Linked DNA regions of Homo sapiens: all the other regions are linked to region 1. A link is a contact called in ENCODE Hi-C or POLR2A ChIA-PET data. All regions are on one chromosome and are shown on one strand. The core of a region is the stretch at or near the end of the contact, and the rest is flanking DNA. Distances in the headings are between cores, read along the strand shown.

Region 1 (3,418 bases), core at 323-2,822:
TTTAACATTTATTATATTCACAGGAGCAAATGATCACCAGAAATACTTTTGTTTGGGTTTTGTTTTTCTTTTTTTGAGACGGGGTCTCGCTTTGTCACCCAGGCTGGAGTGCAGTGGCGAGGTCATGGCTCACTGAAATCTCAAATTCCTGGGACTCAAGTGTTCCTTCTGCTGTCAGTCCGCCAAATACAGGCGAGGGCCTCGCGCCTGGTATTTTTTTTCTTTCTTTTTTTTAGATGGAGTCTCGCTCTGTCGCCCAGGCTGGAGTGCAGTGGCGTGATCTCGGCTCACTGCAACCTCTGCCTCCTGGGTTCAAGCGATTCTCCTGCCTGTCTCCTTAGTAGCGCTCGCCACCACGCCCGGCTAATTTTTGTGTTTTTAGTAGGGACAGGGTTTCACCATGTTTGCCTGGGTGGTCTCGATCTCTTGACCTTGTGATACACCCTCCTCGGCCTCCCAAAGTGCTGGGATTACAGGCGTGAGCCACCGCGCCCAGTCATTTTTTTTTTAAGAGGCAGGGGTCTCGTTATCAGGGTGGTCTCGAACTCCAGGTCCCTAGAGATTTCTCCCCTCCCCACCCACCTGCCTCAGTTTCCCAAAATGCTAAGGACGCATAAACCACCGCGCCCGGCCCCAAGTTTTTTAAAGACCCAGGACAGTTTGTGGGGAGGGGACAATTAAGGAGGTTCCTTCATGTTATAAGGTAGCAGTTGGATAGTATTTACTAGGCCTGATTCAATACTTTTATTTTACCCAATAGGAAAGTAATGGCCTCAGTGCTTGAACTCGGCCACAAATTTCTGATAGGTTTGGAGAACAGAGTGCTCAGTTCTTCCGTAGAAATGGTGGGTGGCTCTGAAAAGAGCCTTTTGTCTTGTAAGTTTACATTTTTAAAGTTCAGCCCTTACTTGCCCTTAGCTTTGTGGTGGCTCTCAGTCTTCTTGGGGAGCAGTACGGCCTGGATGTTAGGCAGAACACCGCCCTGAGCGATGGTAACTTTACCAAGCAGCTTGTTGAGCTCCTCGTCGTTGCGGATGGCCAGCTGCAAGTGGCGCGGGATGATGCGGGTCTTTTTGTTGTCGCGGGCTGCGTTGCCCGCCAGCTCCAGGATCTCGGCAGTTAGGTACTCCAGCACCGCCGCCAGGTAAACCGGCGCGCCGGCCCCGACCCGCTCAGCGTAGTTGCCCTTGCGGAGCAGGCGGTGCACTCGTCCTACAGGAAATTGGAGCCCAGCTCTAGAGGAGCGGGTTTTGGCCTTGGCGCGAGCCTTGCCGCCCTGCTTGCCACGTCCAGACATGGTAAAACGACCTGTGGCCTAAGTCAGAAAGTGAGTGAAAGGAACCTACAGGGACGCGCATTTTATAGCAGCTGCTGGGCGCGAAAAAGAAGCTGGGCCATTGGCTAAGCTTGCAGCTTCCTCTTAATGCAAATGAGCTTTCTGAATATACGTGTTTTGATTGGACTATATTGATATTAACGTCATCTGAGTAACTTCCAATCAGACAGAAGAATTTCTCAATCTCATCTGCATATAGACTTGTAAATAAATAGGGCATAACCCAGCTTGTCCTCATTCTTGTTATTTGAGTGCTCTTTCACTCTCCTCCGCCATGCCCGACCCGGCTAAATCTGCTCCTGCCCCCAAAAAGGGCTCCAAGAAAGCCGTAACCAAGGCCCAGAAAAAGGACGGCAAGAAGCGCAAGCGCAGCCGCAAAGAGAGTTACTCTATCTACGTGTACAAGGTGCTGAAGCAAGTCCACCCCGACACCGGCATCTCATCGAAGGCCATGGGCATCATGAACTCCTTCGTCAATGACATCTTTGAGCGCATCGCTGGCGAGGCTTCCCGCCTGGCGCATTACAACAAGCGCTCGACCATCACCTCCAGGGAGATCCAGACGGCCGTGCGCCTGCTGCTGCCCGGGGAGCTGGCCAAGCACGCCGTGTCCGAGGGCACAAAGGCCGTCACCAAGTACACCAGCTCCAAGTGAGCTCTCGCAGCTGCCAGCAATCCAAAGGCTCTTTTCAGAGCCACTCACGCTTCCAGAGAAAGAGCCTGTGCATTTTGCTTGTAGTCTTTTGGGTGGACTCCGGCCGGCCTCCATTAGGAGGGAAGACGGCGGGAAAAGGTAAGCTAAGCTCCCTAGGCTTTTTGCGTGTGAGTATAGACGCTCCATCAGACAAATTTAGCTTGGGTTCTTAGATACCCTTGGGGAAAAAGGCTTGCAGTTGTGCTTTAAGCTATAATTACAAGTTTGCTTTCGGTTTTCGGTTACTCTTTCCTTTTGTGTTGTTTTTTTTTTTTTTTTTTAAATGGAGTCTTGGCTCTGTCGCCCAGGATAGAGTGCAGTGCCGCGATCTCGGCTCACTGTAAGCTCCGTCTCCCGGGTTCAACCAATTCTGCTTCGGCCTCCTAAGTAGCTGGGATTACAGGCGCCCGCCACCGTGCCCGACTAATTATTGCATTTTTAGTAGAGACGGAGTTTTACCGTCTTGACCAGGCTAGTCTCGAACTCCTGACTTCGTGATCCACCCATCTCGGCCTCCCAAAATGTTGGGATATCAGGCGTGAGCCATCGCGCGCGGCCGGGTTATTCTTTCAGTGCCTGTAACGTCCCCCTTCTTTGATTGGTCAACGCTCTATTTGAAAAGCCCGCCAAGGGCTGCAATTTGCCAGATAGTCTCATCCGGGTTGTTTTTCGAAGAGGTTCTCCCGGAATGGAAATGACCGTTATCTGCAGGAGTGCATCGGACTCTGGCGCCAAGAGCTGGAAGCTGTGAATTAACCGTCCCTCTTACTGCAGTTGTACGGATCCTGGGTGACATTGACTTACCGGTGTCCATTTTCCATACACTTTAGAGAATAGGCATCTCGTCTGGCATCGCTGCAGATATGTTAGGGTGGGTTGAAATTATTGGTGTCAAAGCGGGACGGGAAACATTAAAGGCTAAGGAAGCTCCTTTAGGATAAAATGTTGAACAAAGAACCTGGCAACTTGGGAAAGCCGCTTTTTTGCAATGTTAATCAGTTGGCCTTGGGGAGGGAGGTGTGCCAGGATTAGCTGGGGCGGGGGCAGCGTTCAGGCTGGGATTTTAAAGTCCATGATTAGGAATCCTGAGATAGAAGTTGGAGAACCCCGCGTTTAAAGAGAAGCGGACCCCAGAAGAGATCACAGAAATAGGAGGTAAACCAAGAGCGTGCGAGTACAAGGGAGTGGAGACTTTTCAAGGCATGATCCCCTCTTCTCAACAGTGCCTGAATTCTCATAGCATTGCATCCTCTGCCACTGCGTTATCCCCTCTTCAATAAATTACTTCTATTGTAAATCTTTAGCAGCAAAATAGCAAGCCCCTCCACAATTCCACTCCAGGCTTTAAAATCACCCCTTAACTTTTCCTTTATTTTCCTGACGTCACT
Region 2 (3,418 bases), core at 488-2,987, 510 kb after region 1:
TCCTGGTTCATCCAGTTCTCTCTCTAAATCCTCCAGCACAGTCACCACCTCCTCCCCACTCTCTGGATGCTGCTCCTGCACCCAGGCCTGGAGCTCCTCAGGTAGGATGGTCAGGAACTGCTCCAGCACCAGCAGCTCCAGAATCTGTTCTTTGGTGTGGGTCTCTGGCCTCAGCCACTGATGGCAAAGTTCTCGGAGTCGGCTCAAAGCCTCACGGGGACCAGATGTCTCCTGGTAGCAGAACTGTCTGAAGTACTGACGGAAGACCTCTCTGCTATGGGTGTTGTTTTTACGCAGGTCCCAATCCTGTCTGGTGGTATATTTCTCTTCCTCTATCTTTACTTCCAAAGGTTCATCCTGGTCCATGTGGGCCTGGATAGCCCAAGTAGATGCCATTTTAGCTGTGCTAGAACTACCGGTGTTTCAAGTAAGATCTCACCTGGAAACTGTATTCCTGGACAGTCCTGAAGAATAAGCCATCATTATTAATACAAACTCCACCATAAAGTAAAACTGCAAATTCTGAGAACTTAACTATGACCTTTGAAATCTGACCTCCGGATTAATGTACAATACTTACTCAGAAAAATACTCTGATAGAAAAGACTTAAGATTAGACCGATTTAGGCCGGGCACAGTGGCTCACGCCTGTAATCCCAGCACTTTGGGAGGCCGAGTCGGGCGGATCACGAGGTCAGGAGATCGAGACCATCCTGGCTAACATGGTGAAACCCCGTCTCTACTAAAAATACAAAAAAAAAAAAAAAAAAAAAATTAGCCGGGCGTGACGGCGGGCGCCTGTAGTCCCAGCTACTCAGGAGGCTGAGGCAGGGGAATGGCGTGAACCCGGGAGGCGGAGCTTGCAGTGAGCCGAGATCGCGCCACTGCACTCCAGCCTGGGCGACAGAGCGAGACTCCGTCTCAAAAAAAAAAAAAAAGATTAGACTAATTTAAAGAGAAAGACTGAGGAAAGGTGCCAAGTTGTTTCAGGACTTAAGAGTAAGACTTGTTGGTAAACTTATTCTCATTTGGTCCTAAATGAAAGACAAATGGAATAAAACTAACATTTAGATCAAGTAAATAATAATAACAAAAGGTTAGGACATCCTTGATTAGTTACTTTTATCTTTTGAATGTCCAGATGTCTGGTGGAAACCATGAAATCACAAAAGCTACAGTCATGTAAATTTATTTCTTCAGGGACTTAATCTTTCTGCTCCTCATTCTTCATTTATAAAGTGAGAAGGCTGAAGAGGTTACTCTTTAAGGCTTCCCTCTAACCTCGTGGTCTGTGATTATAATCTGAAGTGAGGAAGGCCCAGGAAAGGGTCCCTAGGACGCCGGCGAGCGTCTGTGACCCACCACTGTCCAGAAATGTCGGTAAGCGCTGAACCCAAGGATACACAGCCCGAAGCAAACGCGGAAGGTATGGGCCTTACAGCCTGGAATTGCTGCAGAGACTGGGAGCCAAACCCTCATCCTAATGTCCCAACGCACTTTGGGGAGGGAGAGCTTCCCGCGGATCCGCCTGGGTTTGGGAGGACCGGGGTCCACTCTGCACCGGCCAGGGCCTGAGGGGCCCAGCAGCTGGAATACAGCAATCTCCCGCCCACCTGCTCGCAGCGTACAGAGCACAACATCGCTCACCTGCGGCCCCCAGGGCCAGAAGAGAACTCCCTCCTACGGAGCGAAGGCAAGAGGCCTCGAACCCTTTTGGGACCCGGAACCCATCAAAAGTGACCCACAAAGGCCGGAAGCGGCCACGGGGGGTCTAAGAACCAGCCCGCGCGGGGCGCACTTCCGCGGCCGCTCTAGGAAGGGAGCGAAAGGGGCTTTCAACTCGGTAGTGTTTCCGCGCGTCTACGTGAGAGGAAGGTTGATGGCTTTCAGGCCCGCTGGTAAATGGAACGGGTTTATCTTCTCCTCTTCTTTACCCAGCCATTGTCCACACTTCCCCCGACCCGATGGGTGGTCGAGGCTTGTAGAACTGATCTTAAGACAGGGAAATCCCTTGCGTCTCCATTCACTTTGGGATTCTGTGTCTCTGAGGTTAGAGATGCCTCAAAGGGATGTTCTCCGGGGGACCTTCCCAAATCCGCGCTTAGCGGTGGCGAAGGGACTTCTTCCACACAGACTTCTCAAGGGCCAGCCGGCTGGTTTCTGCCGGCTCTTTCGCCATCCACGATTCTTTTGATGTTCTCTTTTATGTGCTGATGTATGATTATATGTCAGAAAACCCGGTTCAATGGAAAAACTATAAAAAAAGGATAATTTAGTAAAATAGCAAGATATAAAGTTAACACACTAAAATCAACGACCTTCATATATGTGAATAATCAATGATAACGAGTTACGAGATATAATGGAAGAGAAGACCATATTTACAAGAGCAGCAAAAAAGTGAAACTAGGAATAAACTTAACAAGAAATGAACAAAACTTCTATGGGGAAAGCTTTAAAACATTCCTAAAAGGCCAAGTATACATTTAAACAAACAGAAAGCGATATGAGGTTCTTGGAAAGACTCAAAGAGGTCAGTCCTCCCTAAATACGTATGCAACTGTAGTATTCCAACAAAAATATCAACAAATATTGTTCTGGAATTAGATAAACTGATTATAAAATTCATGTGGGGAAATAAGAATAGCCAGGAAACCCATGAAAAAGAAAAATGGTGAGGGTCAACCTTATCAGATACTGGAACATACCCATATAATTTTAGTGTATTAACAGAGAGAAAGAATAGACCAGAAATGGATCCAGGTATGTAAGGATATTGAGTAAATGATGAAGGTGACACCACATATCAACAGGGAAATGAAGAACTTAGAAGTTGTGCTGGGATGATAACCGTTTGGCAAAGGTAAAACTGGATTTGTATTTCCCACCACACATCACAATAGAGATAAATTCTAAATGGATCTGAGATCTAAATATAAAAAATCCACCTATACATGTATTAGAAGAAAACATGAATAATAATTCTAACACGTGGGAATAGGGAAACATTATCTAACCATATGACTCAAAATCTAAAACCCATAAAAATAATAAATCTGGCTACATGAAAATAAAATGTATTGCTTGTCAAAAAAAAATAAGGAAAGAAAAAGGCTTGCAACATATCACAGGCAAGGGCTAGTTTTCCAAATACCTAAAGAGCTCCTAAAAGTTGAGAATAACCAATAACCCAATAGAGAAAATGGCCAAAAGAAATAAATAGTTGACAGAATAAGAAATGCTAGCAGCCCTCAAACATCTGTAAATATGTTCAACTTCACTCAAAATATGAACATACAAATTAAAAACTATGCTGACTGAGGCACCGTTAGTCATCAGATTGGCAATGGTACAAAAGTTTGACAGCATGCTCTACTCATGAGGAAGGAGAAACTCTTAACATTCTAGTGGGAATGCA
Region 3 (3,418 bases), core at 605-3,104, 500 kb before region 1:
ATCAAAGGACACTATCAAAAGAGAGAAAAACTTCACAGACTGGGAGAAAATATTTGCAAATCATATCTGAAGAAGAATATCTGGAATATACAAAAACTCATGCAACACAACAAAACCTAATTCAAAAATAGGCAAAGGATTTGAACAGACATTTCTCCAAAGAAGACACACAAATAAGTACATGACAAGATGCTCAACATCACTAGCCATTAGGGAAATGCAAATTAAAGCCACAATGAGATAAAGCTTATACCCATTATGATGGTTATAATACTACAACTACAACAAAACAGAAGTTAACAAGTGTTAGCAAAGATGTGGAGAACTAGAACCCTCCTGCACTGCTGATGGGAATGTAAAACGATGCAGCCATTATGGAAAACAGTTTGATGGTTCCTCTAGAAAGCTGATTGCAGAGTTACCATATGATATAGCAATTCAATGCCTAGGTGTATACCCAAAGAATTGAAAACAGTGACTCAGATACTTGTACACCAATGTTCACAGCAGCATTATTCACAATGGCCAAAAGGCAGGAACCACCCAAGTGTTCAACAAGAGATTAATGGATAAACAAAATATTATGTATGTATATTTATACACTGTTTGTGTATAAACACACACATATACACGAAGGAATATTATTTAGCCATTAAAAGGCATGAAGGATACATGCTGCAGTATGAATGAACCTTGAAAACTTTATGCTAATTAAAAATAATCCAGACATAAATAGACAAATATTGTATTATTTTACTTATATGGCATATCTAGAACAGGCAAATTCATAGAAACATAGTGTAAAATAAAGGTTACCAGGGACTGTGGGGAGCAGGGAATAGAGACTGCTCAATGGGCATCTTTAGGGATGACGAAAATGTTCTAGAATTAGATAGTGACGGTGCTGTTGTGAATACGCTAAAAACTTTACTGTATGACTTTAAAATGGTAACTTTAATGTTGTGCATAGTTTACCACAGTTTGAAAGTGTTTTTAATTTTTAAAAATAGGAAATGATAAAATTAGACTTTATCTAATTCTTTCCAGCTTTATAATTTGGATCCTGCTCCTTTGTACTTCATGGCTCATGCTTTATACTTACTTGATGTTTCTATGGTACTTGTGCACAGCTGTCATGTATCAGACCTGCAGTTTTGCACATGCTTTCCACTCTTCTAGTTCCTCAACTATTTGTAAGGTTGCCCTCCTTTATGTTTTCCATTAAATCTTCCATTAGTCAAACCACTCCAGTGTCCCTCGTTCCATAAGTTTCCCCTGCTCTGAACTCCCAGGGCACATTGTGCAACTTCATTACCTTATATTAAAATTATCTGGAATTTTAAAAAATCTACTAGATTAGGGTAGTGTCCTGATTTTATTCATTTTTTTCTTTTGGTGAAATTTGAGACATGTCTTGCATTTAACAGTATTTAAGCAACTAGATTGTGCAACGGAGCCAGTTTCTCCAGACAGGCTGGAGAGACCACTTGCATCAGAATCATCTGGGGTGCCCCTTGAAAATGCAATGTTCCGGGCCAACGAGTCAATCTCGGAGTGTAAATCTTGTGAAGCTGTATTTTAACAAGCTCACTTGGTGATTTATTTGTGTACGCTATTTAAAACTCTGTGAACCACCGGTCTAGGCTATACTTTGCAGTGTATTAAGGTGGTCTTCGGCACCTCTCGCAGACCCCCTTCCTCTTGCCTCTAGCGCCAACCTCTCAGCCTCTCGCATACCAGGGGAGGGGCTTTGCAAAACCTTCCACGAAAGTGAATCCCAGCACAGCCCTGCTGTAGCTGGCTCTCAGGCGCAAGCGCAGAGCTGCGACCGCTGCTGATACGTTGCTCAGTCTCAGTGTGGTCTCTGTTTTGCAACTGGTCGTCCGCGTCAGGAGACTTAGGTCCAGGCGACTGCCCAGACAATGACTGGTCCCGCATACCGAGCAGAGCATGATCAGCAGCAGTCTGAGTGGAAGAGTGCCTGTGATCTTAGGGAACCTGATGGGCGTTGGAGCAGCGGTTCGACGCATGGGTTTCTCTTTAATCCTTCCGACTTCCCCAAGCCCAGCGCACTCAGGTTCCGCTCCAAGTGCGGGACCCGCCCGGGGTGTGTCGGGGGTACTCGGCCGGAGGCGGCCGGTGAGTGAGGCTTACAGGGCCCCGGGACCAAGGTGGGTGCTCTTAGAGGTTCTGGAAAGCGGAAACACGGGTTCTTCGAAGGAAACGGGCGAAAGGGTCGCGTGTGGTTTGGCTGCAGGTCGGGTCAGGAGGCACCTCCACGGTTGGGACGCCGCGTGGCGTGGGGTCATGAAGCCCCCAGCGCTCGTCTCACTGGCGGGCCAGCCTAGTCCCTCTGCGGCAGTGACAGCCAGTGGTTTTCCCCGGGTGTATCCCTGGGAGATGAAAAAGAGCAGGGTTGCTCCCTGCTTCCCCTCTAGCTGGGCGAGGGAGGTCTTCGGTACTGGGGTGTTTCCCAGGTGCTTACTGAGTGCAGGCACTGCTCCAAGAGTTTTTACCTGCATTAACTCATTTAATCCTTGCATCAACCCTATGAAGTAATGTACTATTATTATGCCCATGTTACAGATAAGGAAATTGAGGCACACAGAGATGAAGTACTTGCTTGGCCGGGCGCAGTGGCTCACGCCTGTAATCCCAGCACTTTGGGAGGCCAAGGCGGGCGGATCACCTGAGGTCGAGACCAGCCTGGCCAATACGGTGAAACCCGTTCTCTACTAAAAATACAAAAATTAGGTGGGAGTGGTGGCGCGCGCCTGTAATCCCTGCTACTCGGGAGGCTGAGGCAGGAGAATCACTTGTACCCGGGAGGCAGAGGTTGGAGCGAGCAGAGACCACGCCACTGCACTCCAGCGTAGGCAACAAGAGTGAAACTCCGCGCCCCTCCCCCCCAAAAAAGAGAAGTACTTGCTTGAGTGCCAGTCCTTAGTTTATGTTTCTGATGATGAAGGTTGGTACTTGAATAAAGTAGTTGTTAATTATTTGTTGTGGGTGTATTGACAGTTACTGTGGATCATTGAGTTTGTGCTTTATGTGTGAGTTTGTGCTTTGAGCCAATATCTGGGAACATTGTTACCTGAAGATCACCTTTGGTAGGACAAGATTTTCTCTATTCTGTGATTAAACTGAGGCTGCCCAGGCAGTTCTGCTGATTGCTTTGTGGATTGGCAAAGGCTCCAGGAAGCAATCAACCTAGTGCCACAAAACAAAGCACCCAGAGAAGCCCTATTCCTGACCCTTCAAAACCTTCTTCCTTCTGAAGGGGGTAGAAAATAAAGGAGAATTATCCCTGGATCAGGAATTGATTATAGGAGAGACAAGCAATGTCAAAAGAATTTTAGATAATTAGGGTAACTGTGGTGGCCAGCGCTGTTAGTGCTAAAAAGTTTGAGTCACATAA
Region 4 (3,418 bases), core at 384-2,883, 460 kb after region 1:
GATTCTATAGAAGCAAACTTGTGAATAGAAAAAAGAGCAATTATTCTAAATTTTCTTTTAAAAGTCTGAAAGTTAGCTGACTGGAATTGATTTTTTGTGCAACATATAAAGTAGAAACCCAATTTTATTTCATTTTTCCATTTAGATATCCAAATATTACAGTACTATTTGTCAAGTAGCTCCTTTATTCCTCACTGATTTGTAATGCAATTTCCACCATATATCAAGCATCCACACATACATGTTTGTTGCTCAGTCCTCAGTTCTGTTTCATTGGTCTATTTGTCTGTAGTTGTGCCAATACTATATTGTCTTAGCTGCTATAATTTTATAATAAATTATATAGGGCAAGTTTCTGCAGCTCCTTCATTTGTTTTAAAAATGTCTCGGATTCGTGACTCTTTCATTATTCCATATACATTTAAAATCAACTAGTCAAGTTCCACTGAGCACAATTGGAATCTTGATTTGCTTTGTACTGGATTTGTGTATCAATTTAGGAAGGAATGATATCTTTATGATATTGAGTTCTCATATATATAGGTGTATATACATGTCTCATATACAGGTGTATACACATGTCTTATATACATAGGTGTATATACATGTCTTATACATAGGTGTATATACATGTCTCATATACATAGGTGTATATACATGTCTCATATACATAGGTGTATATACATGTCTCATATACATAGGTGTATATACATGTCTCATATACATAGGTGTATATACATGTCTCATATACATAGGTGTATATACATGTCTCATATACATAGGTGTATATACATGTCTCATATACATAGGTGTATATATATGTCTCATATATAGGTGTATATATATGTCTCATATATATAGGTGTATATATATGTCTCATATATATAGGTGTATATATATGTCTCATATATATAGGTGTATATATATGTCTCATATATATAGGTATATATTTCAACTACTTATCCCTAATGAATAAAGTTACTAATGTTTCCATTCAGGTATCTTTTGTAAGTATTTGCTTCTGTGATAGATGTCTTTTAAAAATTCTATTTTTATAATTTTGATGGAGAATGTGATTGTGAACATGAATTTTAAAAAGTCCAGCCAACTTGCTAAACTCTCTTATTAATCATCATAATTTGAGTGTTAGATTATCTTGGATTTTTTATGTAAACCACGCAGCATGTTCCTTAAAATTTATGTATTTAGAATTCATATTCTAATTAGGCAATGCAATCAACTCTAAAATTAAAAGTACATTTAAAACATGCACCCTAACACTTTCCTTCTCACTCTTGTCCCCGTTTTCACTCAGTTTCTGACCGTTCACCTCTCGTAGGTAACCACCATTATTAATTTTCCGATTTTTCCAGGGCTTCTTTGTGCCACACACGCACACATAATTTAGATTCTTTTTACTCTCTTCTATTCGCAAATATAGCAAATTATGAAAATAATTCTGCACCTTGCCTTTCTCCCTTAGTTATAGCTGGAAAAATAAAAATTTAAAAGCCTCTTTAATAGCAAAAGGGGAGGGGACACAAGGTGCCGAGCTAGCAAACGACAGAGTCTGTCAGGGAGGTGGCTAGAGAGGCCCGGAAGTGGCTTCTGTGCCCCGCCCTGCGGGTGGTTTGCTAGTTTCAAGCACTTTGTGAGTATGGGGTGAATCGGCGTCGGCCTTCCACTGTGGGGTTAAATCTCATCCCGCGGCTCTCCTCCTGTCGGTCCTGCAGTTCTTTTGTCCCCGGGTAGAGGTGCGTTTGCAGGAGTATGTGTGTGTGTGTGTGTGTGTGTGTGTTTGTGGAGAGAGGCCCTTCCCTCCCCAGTTCCTGCAGCCTCGGCTCCCAAGGAGGGAGACCCCTGCGAGAAGCCGTGGGGGAGGGAAGGGCGCTCTGCGGCGGAATGAAGTGGTCCTCGGCGTTCCTGCGTAGAGCCCAATATGGGTGTCCCTTGTTTAGGGCCGTTACCGAGTGTCCGGGTCGGTTCTTGAGGGTATTTGGAGACGGGATGCATGGGTCACATAGACAAGCCTCGAGAATGGGAGCCGTTACATTTTTGCACTGCCTGGTAACAAGGTCAGTTTCAAGGTCTTTAAATTATTCTGTGGTACTGGCCAAGAGCCAGAACGTTGGAGTCAGATTACCTGGTTCAAATCCTGCCTCTGCCACTTACTGGCTGTGTGACTTTTCACTAGTTCCTAAGCTCTCTCTCTGCCTCATTTTACTATTTTGTAAAATGGGGATAATATTCCCTAACTCACTGGGTTGTTGTGAGGATTGAATGCATTCGTATGGGTAAGGTGCAGAGTAAGCATGATTTAAAGATTTGCTTTTATTAGTGGTACTATTATTATTTATAACTATGATGACACATTAGTGACTGGCTTTTGTACGGTTGCTTTCAATTTTACTGTCATTCATCAATTCACTTTGTAATGGATGATTTCTATATTTTAGGAGGGAAAAATAAGATACTCTGAAAAAGAGCCTATCCCAAAGCAAAGACCAAAACTGGTTTGTGTTGGACGTTGTGATACTCAAACTCTCAAAGGCTTTAAGACTCGGGGGTACCTTTTCCTTGGCTGGAGATTAGGAGGAACAATAGAAGTTTTTAATAGTGAAAAAGGACTAGGACCCCTGGTTTTTGCAAAAATCTGATGTCCTGCTTAGTGCTGGAGATCCACCAGTTTTCGAGCTTCCAGGAACGCCCTAGCCTGAAACTGGCTTCATACTAACACCCTTCATTTCAACCCAACTTTTACAGGGTTAGCTCTTTCATAGACTTGTAACTCTTTTCTGTTAATGAGAAACTTTCCTTTCCTTATCTTCAGTATATTTACTGATTTGATAAATACTTTGTGTTGGCAACCAATTTCCCAATCTTGTGCCTTCCCACTGTGATCAGTTTGGCTCAGATCCAAGTAGGGGCCAGGTAGTGAAACCTAAATGGAGTTTGTGGAATAAATGATATAAATGTATCAGTGTTGTTTTCCTGCCATAGACTTCCTCCCTTCCCCACCGTGGACACCCTCCTCATTCCACTTGGGCTCCAGATTCACTCTGGGTTGGGCTGTGGCTCTCTCTCGCCTTCCTTGACCCTACCTTAATGCTTTTTGGCTGTATTATTCAGGAAGGAAAGAAGTTAGGACATTGTTTAATTTTCTAAAATTTTGGAGAGAAATTTAAACACATTTAATTGTAGAGAGAATGTTACAATGAACACCAATATAACCATGACTCAGCTTCAGCCATCATCTTTTGGTCATTTTCTTTCATTCTTCTTTTCCCTCCTTTCCACTCTCTTTCCTTCCCTTCTCCTCCTCCTTCCCTTTTGTCTCCCTCCTTCCCTTTTACTTCCTCCCTCTTTCCCTCTCTCCTTTCTTTCCCTCTCCCTCCTTTCTTTGTCTTCCTTTCCTTCC
Region 5 (3,418 bases), core at 310-2,809, 370 kb after region 1:
GAATATTGACTTCTAATTAGTAACACATATTGACTAGATTTGTTGGCCTTATGAAAAGTTTTAAAGTAAACATATTTAATTTTTACTTTAAAAATATGCTTTCAAAGATACATTCAGACACTTAAGAAGAAAAGATAACTGCTTGTGATAATGAAACTGGTTGTTTTTTTTCTGTTATGATAATTTCAATGCTTGAAACACTGAATAAATTACACGTCAGTACAATGTTTTGTATATTTAATGATATTTCAAAGCTTCTGTCAACTGATCAGTTAAACACAAAAGTTTGTTCAGATTTTTTAAAGGTTTTTTTTTCTTTCTTCCAACTTTTGTTTTAGGTTCAGTGGGTACATGTGCAGGTATGTTACATGAATAAAGTGCATACTGCTGGGGTTTGGTGTACAAATGATTTTGTCACCAAAGTGGTAGCATAGTACCTTATAGGTAACTTTTCAATCTTCACCTTCCTCTCACCCTCCACCCTCAAGAAGTCCTTGTGTCTGTTGTTCCCATTTGTGTTCATGTTTACTGAATGTTTAGCACCCACTTATAAGTAAGAACATGCAGTATTTGGTTTTCTGTTCCTGTGTTAATTGGCTTAGGATAAATGGCCTCCAGCTGCATCCATGTTGCTGCAAAGGACATGATCTCATTCTTTTAGCTGCATGATATTCCATGGTGTTATGTACCACATTTTCTTTTTCCAGTCCACCACTGATGGGCATCTAGGTTGATTCCATGTTTCTGCTATTGTGAAAAGTGCTGTGATGAACATACACATGCATGGTCTTTATGGTAGAACAGTATATTCCTCTGGGTATATACCCAATAATGGAATTGCTGGGTCAAATGAGAGCTCTGTTTTAAGTTCCTTAAGAAATTTCCAAATTGCTTTCCACAGTGGCAGAACTAATTTACATTCCCACTAGCAATGTATAAGCATTCAAAGAGTTTATCTTATTCAAAAACTATAAAAACCCAGTTTGTGATACTGTGGGCAAGAGAGACTATTTCTGTTCTCTGTTGTAGAATTTATTTTGATAAAGTGATATCTGTTGCTTTTATTCCCCCTGAAACTTACATTGATTGCAAAGTGTTGTTGATTTATTTTCTCTCACAGTAATAGCCCTAATTTCTTCTTACCTTAAACCTTTCAATCCAAACGTATGTCCATTGTTTAGTTTAATTTTCGAAATACTTTGACAATTATTTTTGCCATTGTGTTTGATGAATTTCTAAATTGCGAAAAATGGCGAAGTATGTGTGTTTTATTTATGTGAGCAAAGTGAAAATGTTGGCTGTTTGTGATAACACTCAACGGAGCTGGCCTGTTTTTACATGAATAAAATAAACATCCACTTTAAAATGAGAAAACAAAAACAAAAACAGAAACAAAAAAAAAACCCCAACAATCTTAGCTCACAACGAAATGACCCTCCCAGCCGTCCTCAGCAGGCAGCACCCATGTTAGTCTCCTTCTGCGATGCCTAAGCGGCAGCACCATCGAGCCAAGGTCCTCCAGCGTTCCTAGAGCGGAGAAGAAAGCGCTCCGAAGAGCTAGAGCTGACACTCGGCGATGAGCTAAGACGCTGTTTCAGAGCGTTTGGGTCCTCTGAGGCCCCTTGACCAGGTGAGCGGACCCTGGAGCTGGGCCCCGGGCTGGGGCGGAACTGCGGCCTAGGGGCCTAGGGAGCAGCTGCTTCCCGGCGGGTGCAGAGAATCTTCCCTCGACCGAGGGGGCGGGGTCCGTAGCGGAGGTGTCGGCCCTGGGGCCTATGAGAGTGATGAAGCTGTGGATCTGGTAAACAGAGTACAACCTTCTGCTGCATATTTTTCATCCATTCAGCGCAATTTTAAGTAGATATTAAAGGTAGGCGCCACCGAGAAGGTAATATTTGAGCAGAAATCTGAAGGAGGTGGGTGGAAAGACCTAAGTGGCTTTTGCGGTCAGGAACTTTCTAGGTAGAGGGAATAGCAAGTGCAAAGGTCTTAAAGCAGGAGCTTGCTTGGCATATTTGAGGAATAACGGGGAGACCAGAGCGGTTGGAGCAGTGAACAAAGGCGACCTTTGTAGGGAATGATGTCAGAGAGATTGGGGTATGGAGAGGAAGAGTGTAGAGGAAATGAGAACTGTATCGTGTAAGGAATTTTGTCTTTTTTTGGTGTGTGTTTTTGGAGGATTTTGAGCAGAAGAAAACATGATCTGACTTATGTTTTAAAGCTTCTTTACTTGGAGACTCATGATGATAATAGATTGTAAGTGGGCAAGAATGGAATCAAGAAAACTTAAAAGTTAAGAGTAATTTTTTAAAATTCCAAGTAATTCAGGTGGGAGATAAGGATATCTTGAGCCAGTGATCAGATTATGATCTGCTTTGAAAATAGAGACAATAATATTTGCTACTGGGTCAGATGTAGGGTGTGACAGTAAGAAGGCAAATATAAATCCAAGGTTTTGGGCCTGTGGGTGCAAGAGATACTGGAGAAAAGATCTGAGGTTTAGCTTTGGTACCTCGTGTAAGTTCTTCAACTCTCCCCGTCTCAATTTCCTTCTCTGCACGAAGAAATTAGGAATAGTGTCTTCTTTATAGGGTTGTGTGAGGGTTAAATAATTAATATATGTGAAACATGTAGTATAGTTGTCCTGGCTCATTGTTTTATTATGCTGAGACATGAAGTGTGAGTGGGCATTAACAAGAAGAAAATTGGAGGGTTGGAGGGTGGTCCAAGCAGAAGGAATAAGCTGTGGAAGGGCCAAGGAGCAAGAAGGAGTATTGCAAATTTGATGAAATAAAGTACTTTATTAGATCAAAAAACAATGTAAACCATATTAAATGTTTTGAACTTGATCCTAAGGGTAATAATCAGCCATTATATGTAACAGGCATAGCAGGGACATAATAATATTTCATATCCTCCTTAGAATGATCACTGTTTGCGTGTGGAAAATAGATTGGTGTCTCAGACCAGTCTGTTTGTCACAGTGGTCTAGGTAGGAGAAGACAATGGCAAAGGGGATGAGAAGTGGATTGATTTGAGAGATATTTAAGCAATAGAATCAATAGAACTTGATTGATCAGATACATGAGATATGAAAGGAGGAAGGAATGGTCAGTTTTCTGGCTCAAATAGCTGGGTAGATGGAGCTCCTCCCAAAACAGTTTATCAAATTATTTATTATATATTGTGTTTGATATATTTAATCACATTATAGAAATGAACTCACCACTAATTCAGCCTCATACCCAGCCAGGCACGGTGGCTCATGCCTGTAATCCCAGCACTTCGGGAGGCTGAGGACGGTGGATCACTTGAGGTCAGGAATTCGAGACCAGCTTGGCCAACATGGTGAAACACTGTCTCTGCTAAAATTACAAAAATTAGCTGGGTGTCATGGCAGGCATTTGTAATCCCAGCT
Region 6 (3,418 bases), core at 570-3,069, 280 kb before region 1:
TGAGGTCAGGAGTTCAAGACCAGCCTGGCCAACATGGTGAATCCCCATCTCTACTTAAAAAATACAAAAAATTAGCTGGGCATGGTGGTACGCACCTGTAATCCCAGCTACTCGGGAGGCTGAGACAGGAGAATCGCTTGAACCCAGGAGGCGGAGGTTGCAGTGAGCCAAGATCGTGCCATTGCACTCCAGACTGGGGAGCAAGAGCGAGACTTCGTGTCAAAAAAAAAAAAAAAAAAATTGGGATACCTGACAGTGAATAATATAAAAATGTAATGTGAATCTGAAATTGCAACTGAAATATGTCTTAATCCAATTGTCTTTTATACACTGCTTCTTGTGAGGCACAGTATAGTCAATGTTTCATGAACTTCTGGGCAGTATATTTTCTAAAAACCTCCTTAATATTTATTTTATTTTCTCTAATCTTTCTTTACAAGTTAGGAAGAAATTGAATCTGAAGTGATAGGGGCTTCTGAGTGGTTAGGGTTCAGCCATAAAAAAATACTTGAGACAGACGGTATTTTCCAAAGATGGCCACACCAACATATCTCATCACACGTTGTCTTATTTTAATACAATTTTGACACATTTCCTTGAGGGGTGGGGGTCTACATTCCCTTCCCTTGAATCTGGATAGGCCTGTAACCATGATGGAAGTGATACACCAAGACTTCCAATGTTAGGTCATAAAACGTGGTAGAGGCTTCCACCAGCTTTCTCTCAAGACATCTGCCCTCAGAACTCAGTCATGGCGCTCTGAGAAGGCCTAAACTAGGACATAGGAGCAGAACACATGGAGAAAAATTAAGGCCTCCGGTCCATAGCCAGCAGCAACTGCCAGGCATGTGAGTGAATGATTCTTCAGATTATTTCTAGCCACCAGCTTCCCTCCATTTTTTGGGACAGGGTCTTGCTCTGTCACCGAGGCTGGAGTGCAATGGTATGCACATGGCTCAGTGCAGCCTCACCCTCCTGGGCTCAAGCAGTTCTCCCACCTTAGTCTCCTGAGTAGCTGGAACTACAGGCATGCACCACCATGCCCAGCTAATTTTTAAAAAATTTTTGAAGAGATGGGGTTTTGCCATGTTGGCCAGGCTGGTCTTGAATTCTGGGCTTAAAGGATCCTTCCACCTTGGCCTCCCAAAGTGCTGGGATTACAAGTGTGAGCCACCATGCCCAGCCTTCAGCAACCAGCCTTATAGTCTTCCAGTTGAGTCCTAAGAAATCATGGAGCAGAGACAAGCTGTCCCCACTGTTTTCTGCTCACATTCCTGACCAACACATCTGTGAGAGAGAATAAATGATAATTGTTGTTTAAGTTAAGCCATTGCATTTTAGTATGATTTGTTATGTAACAATAGTTAGGTATGTATCAGTCTTGGTGCAATCAGGAGAGAGAAATTACACAGTTATTTGAACATAGAAGTGACCTCACCTGGGGCTGAAACAAAGCACTAAAAGAAGTGCCCTCTACCTCTCACCCCACCCCTGGCTAAGATCCAGACCTTGTTGGGGAGAGCATGGCTGTGACTCACGGAATAGCAGAGAAATGCTCATGGTGCTATGCCAGCAGAATTTGCTTGAAATCTGTCCTCTGGAATTTTTTGGAAATTAATCTTCAAGGGTTTCTTGAAAAGCTCTTCGTGGAGAGGTCTCTCACTGAGGGCACTCTACTACAAAACACTCAAAGAAGATGCCAGGGAAAATTAGTTGTTGCTGGGTGCTGCAGGAGACTGATGCAGGGGAAAGGCATGCGTGATGTAGGAGCTAGGCACTGGGGAAGCAGCAGGCCAAGTAATACATGGGAAGAAAGAAGCAAAACTCACTTTCTTCCGCAATGTCTCTCCACTGCCCTCTACTGACAAAGCTTCAATGCCAATTGGCAAAAGAAAACCAAGGACTCAAGATTCATTTCCACGAAGCAGGCAAAAAGGGTGAATTTGGAGCTGAGAGGCAATAAATCCTGAATGGGTACAAGCAAATGCAGATTTTCTTACTTAAAAATGGGATACTGCCATAATTAATAAATTCTGAACCATGTGACTTTGGGACTTGACAGCAAGTGGAAACTGAAAAGACCTTGAGGAGAATATGAGTAAAAACACCTGAAGACAACTGCTGCCTGTCACTAAGTCCCAAAGTCAGTGATGCTTAATGGAGAGTGTGGAAAATGTTACTAGAAGCTGGAAGAAACCGGACTTTTGTTATCTAGAGACAGAAAGTTTAGCAACACTGTTGTGAAAATGTGGAAAGTAGGCCGGACGCGGTGGCTCACACCTGTAATCCCAGCACTTTTGGAGGCCTAGGTGGGTGGATCACCTAAGGTCAGGAGTTTGAGACCAGCCTGGTTAACATGGTGAAACCCCGTCTCTACTAAAAATACAAAATTAGCTGGGTGTGGTGTCACATGCCTGTAATCCCAGCTACTCAGGAGGCTGAGGCAGGAGAATCGCTTGAACCTGATGGGGGTGAGGAGCGAGGTTGCAGTGAGCCAAGATCACACCATTGCACTCCAGCCTGGGCAACAAGAGTGAAACTCTGTCTCAAAAAAAGAAAAGAAAAGAAAGAAAATGTGGAAAGTAGAAAATATACCTAATGAATTTGAAAGAAAGAAAGAGTGGAAAGTAGAAAATATACCTAATGAATTAAAGAAAGAAAGAAAGAAAGAAAAAAGAAAAGAAAGAAAGAAAGAAAGAAAGAAAGAAAGAAAGAAAGAAAGAAAGAAAGAAAGAAAGAAAGAAAAAGAAAAAAGAAAGAAAGAGGCTGGGAGCTGTGGCTCACGCCTGTAGTCCCAGCACTTTGGGAGGTCAAAGTGGGCAGATCACGAGGTCAGGAGATCGAGACCATCCTGGCTAACATGGTGAAACCCCGTCTGTACTAAAAATACAAAAAAAAATTAGCCTGGCATGGTGGCGGGCACCTGTAGTCCCCGCTACTTGGGAGGCTGAGGCAGGAGAATGGCATGAACCCGGGAGGTGAAGCTTGCAGTGAGCCGAGATCAAGCCACTGCACTCCAGCCTAGGTGACAGAGTGAGACTCCATATCAAAAAAAAAAAAAAAAAAAAAGAAAGAAAGAAAGAAAATGTGGAAAGTAGAAAATATACCTAACGATTTTGCTTATTTAGCTAAGGTTATTTCCAGGCAATATATTGAAGATGCCACCTGGCTTTTTCTAGCTGCCTATAGTAAAATAAGAGAGCAGGGAGATAAACTAAAGAAAGAATACTTTAGGACTTGTTGGATATTCAAAAATAAAACTGCTTCTCATTACCAGCCTGTCAAGATGACAGATAATGCTGTAATTAAGAAAAGGCTTTGATTCTGCTGAGAGAAAGAGAGAAGAAAAGAAAAGGCTTCTGCCACGGCACATTAGCTGGAAAAAAAAAAAAAGTCTTCTAGGAAAACATCAGACCCA

The links. Hi-C counts contacts between places; a loop is a spot of excess contacts on that map. ChIA-PET counts read pairs that join two places held with the same protein, here RNA polymerase II (POLR2A). Pooled maps may share reads with other maps.
Region 2: a loop to region 1 is called in a pooled map, with 3 times the contacts of the local background. The contact joins the promoter of ZSCAN12 here to the promoter of H2BC17 in region 1. A Hi-C loop is called at or near these places in 2 of 168 maps with a recorded cell type or tissue (PC-9 and naive thymus-derived CD4-positive, alpha-beta T cell), 2 of 37 single-sample maps with no recorded cell type and 12 of 50 pooled maps. POLR2A ChIA-PET finds 5 or more read pairs at or near these places in 10 of 52 experiments (A673, Caco-2, GM10248 and 7 more).
Region 3: a map of B cell shows a loop between it and region 1 (3-fold over the local background). The contact joins the promoter of ZNF391 here to the promoter of H2BC17 in region 1. A Hi-C loop is called at or near these places in 4 of 168 maps with a recorded cell type or tissue (B cell, CD4-positive, alpha-beta T cell, ascending aorta and 1 more), 1 of 37 single-sample maps with no recorded cell type and 20 of 50 pooled maps. POLR2A ChIA-PET finds 5 or more read pairs at or near these places in 4 of 52 experiments (CD8-positive, alpha-beta memory T cell, H1, PC-3 and 1 more).
Region 4: a loop to region 1 is called in a map of psoas muscle, with 3 times the contacts of the local background. The contact joins the promoter of ZKSCAN3 here to the promoter of H2BC17 in region 1. A Hi-C loop is called at or near these places in 32 of 168 maps with a recorded cell type or tissue (B cell, CD4-positive, alpha-beta T cell, CD4-positive, alpha-beta memory T cell and 25 more), 34 of 37 single-sample maps with no recorded cell type and 42 of 50 pooled maps. POLR2A ChIA-PET finds 5 or more read pairs at or near these places in 25 of 52 experiments (A673, AG04450, B cell and 19 more).
Region 5: a pooled map shows a loop between it and region 1 (2.4-fold over the local background). The contact joins the promoter of ZSCAN26 here to the promoter of H2BC17 in region 1. A Hi-C loop is called at or near these places in 2 of 168 maps with a recorded cell type or tissue (CD8-positive, alpha-beta T cell and naive thymus-derived CD4-positive, alpha-beta T cell), 1 of 37 single-sample maps with no recorded cell type and 12 of 50 pooled maps. POLR2A ChIA-PET finds 5 or more read pairs at or near these places in 15 of 52 experiments (B cell, BJ, CD4-positive, alpha-beta T cell and 11 more).
Region 6: a map of HCT116 shows a loop between it and region 1 (3-fold over the local background). The contact joins the enhancer-like site here to the promoter of H2BC17 in region 1. A Hi-C loop is called at or near these places in 5 of 168 maps with a recorded cell type or tissue (HCT116, PC-9, chondrocyte and 2 more), 18 of 37 single-sample maps with no recorded cell type and 14 of 50 pooled maps. POLR2A ChIA-PET finds 5 or more read pairs at or near these places in 6 of 52 experiments (B cell, CD4-positive, alpha-beta T cell, HEK293 and 3 more).

What each region holds. Positions count from the first base shown.
Region 1 is chr6:27,891,853-27,895,270 of GRCh38, forward strand. H2BC17 (H2B clustered histone 17) reads left to right here and starts at 1,573. Exons shown (of 1, transcript NM_003527.4): 1 at 1,573-2,039. The coding sequence starts at 1,611. The coding sequence ends at 1,991. It overlaps H2AC17 (H2A clustered histone 17), which reads right to left and starts at 1,333. Exons shown (of 1, transcript NM_003514.2): 1 at 847-1,333. The coding sequence starts at 1,297. The coding sequence ends at 905. RefSeq lists enhancers at 459-1,002, 607-656, 1,003-1,546, 1,567-1,806, 2,197-2,336 and 1 more.
Region 2 is chr6:28,398,010-28,401,427 of GRCh38, forward strand. It overlaps ZSCAN12 (zinc finger and SCAN domain containing 12), which reads right to left and starts at 1,738. Exons shown (of 4, transcript NM_001163391.2): 1 at 1,648-1,738; 2 at 1-464. The coding sequence starts at 396. LOC105374998 (a long non-coding RNA gene) reads left to right here and starts at 1,810. Exons shown (of 2, transcript XR_926659.2): 1 at 1,810-1,898. RefSeq lists a silencer at 791-860 and an enhancer at 1,872-2,121.
Region 3 is chr6:27,386,905-27,390,322 of GRCh38, forward strand. It overlaps ZNF391 (zinc finger protein 391), which reads left to right and starts at 1,855. Exons shown (of 3, transcript NM_001076781.3): 1 at 1,855-2,171.
Region 4 is chr6:28,348,314-28,351,731 of GRCh38, forward strand. It overlaps ZKSCAN3 (zinc finger with KRAB and SCAN domains 3), which reads left to right and starts at 1,634. Exons shown (of 6, transcript NM_024493.4): 1 at 1,634-1,754. It also overlaps a transcript of ZSCAN31 not described here. RefSeq lists an enhancer at 1,569-1,928.
Region 5 is chr6:28,265,584-28,269,001 of GRCh38, forward strand. It overlaps ZSCAN26 (zinc finger and SCAN domain containing 26), which reads left to right and starts at 1,560. Exons shown (of 4, transcript NM_001023560.4): 1 at 1,560-1,630. RefSeq lists enhancers at 1,398-1,457, 1,602-2,166.
Region 6 is chr6:27,607,617-27,611,034 of GRCh38, forward strand. No RefSeq gene overlaps it. Among named protein-coding and RNA genes, the nearest start is that of TRL-CAA2-1, 3.6 kb to the left of the region's middle. Within about 2 kb of position 1,820, at least 2 of the 41 ENCODE cell types and tissues checked have a DNase peak (open chromatin) inside an H3K27ac peak, as active enhancers do; they include HCT116, where a contact is called at or near this core.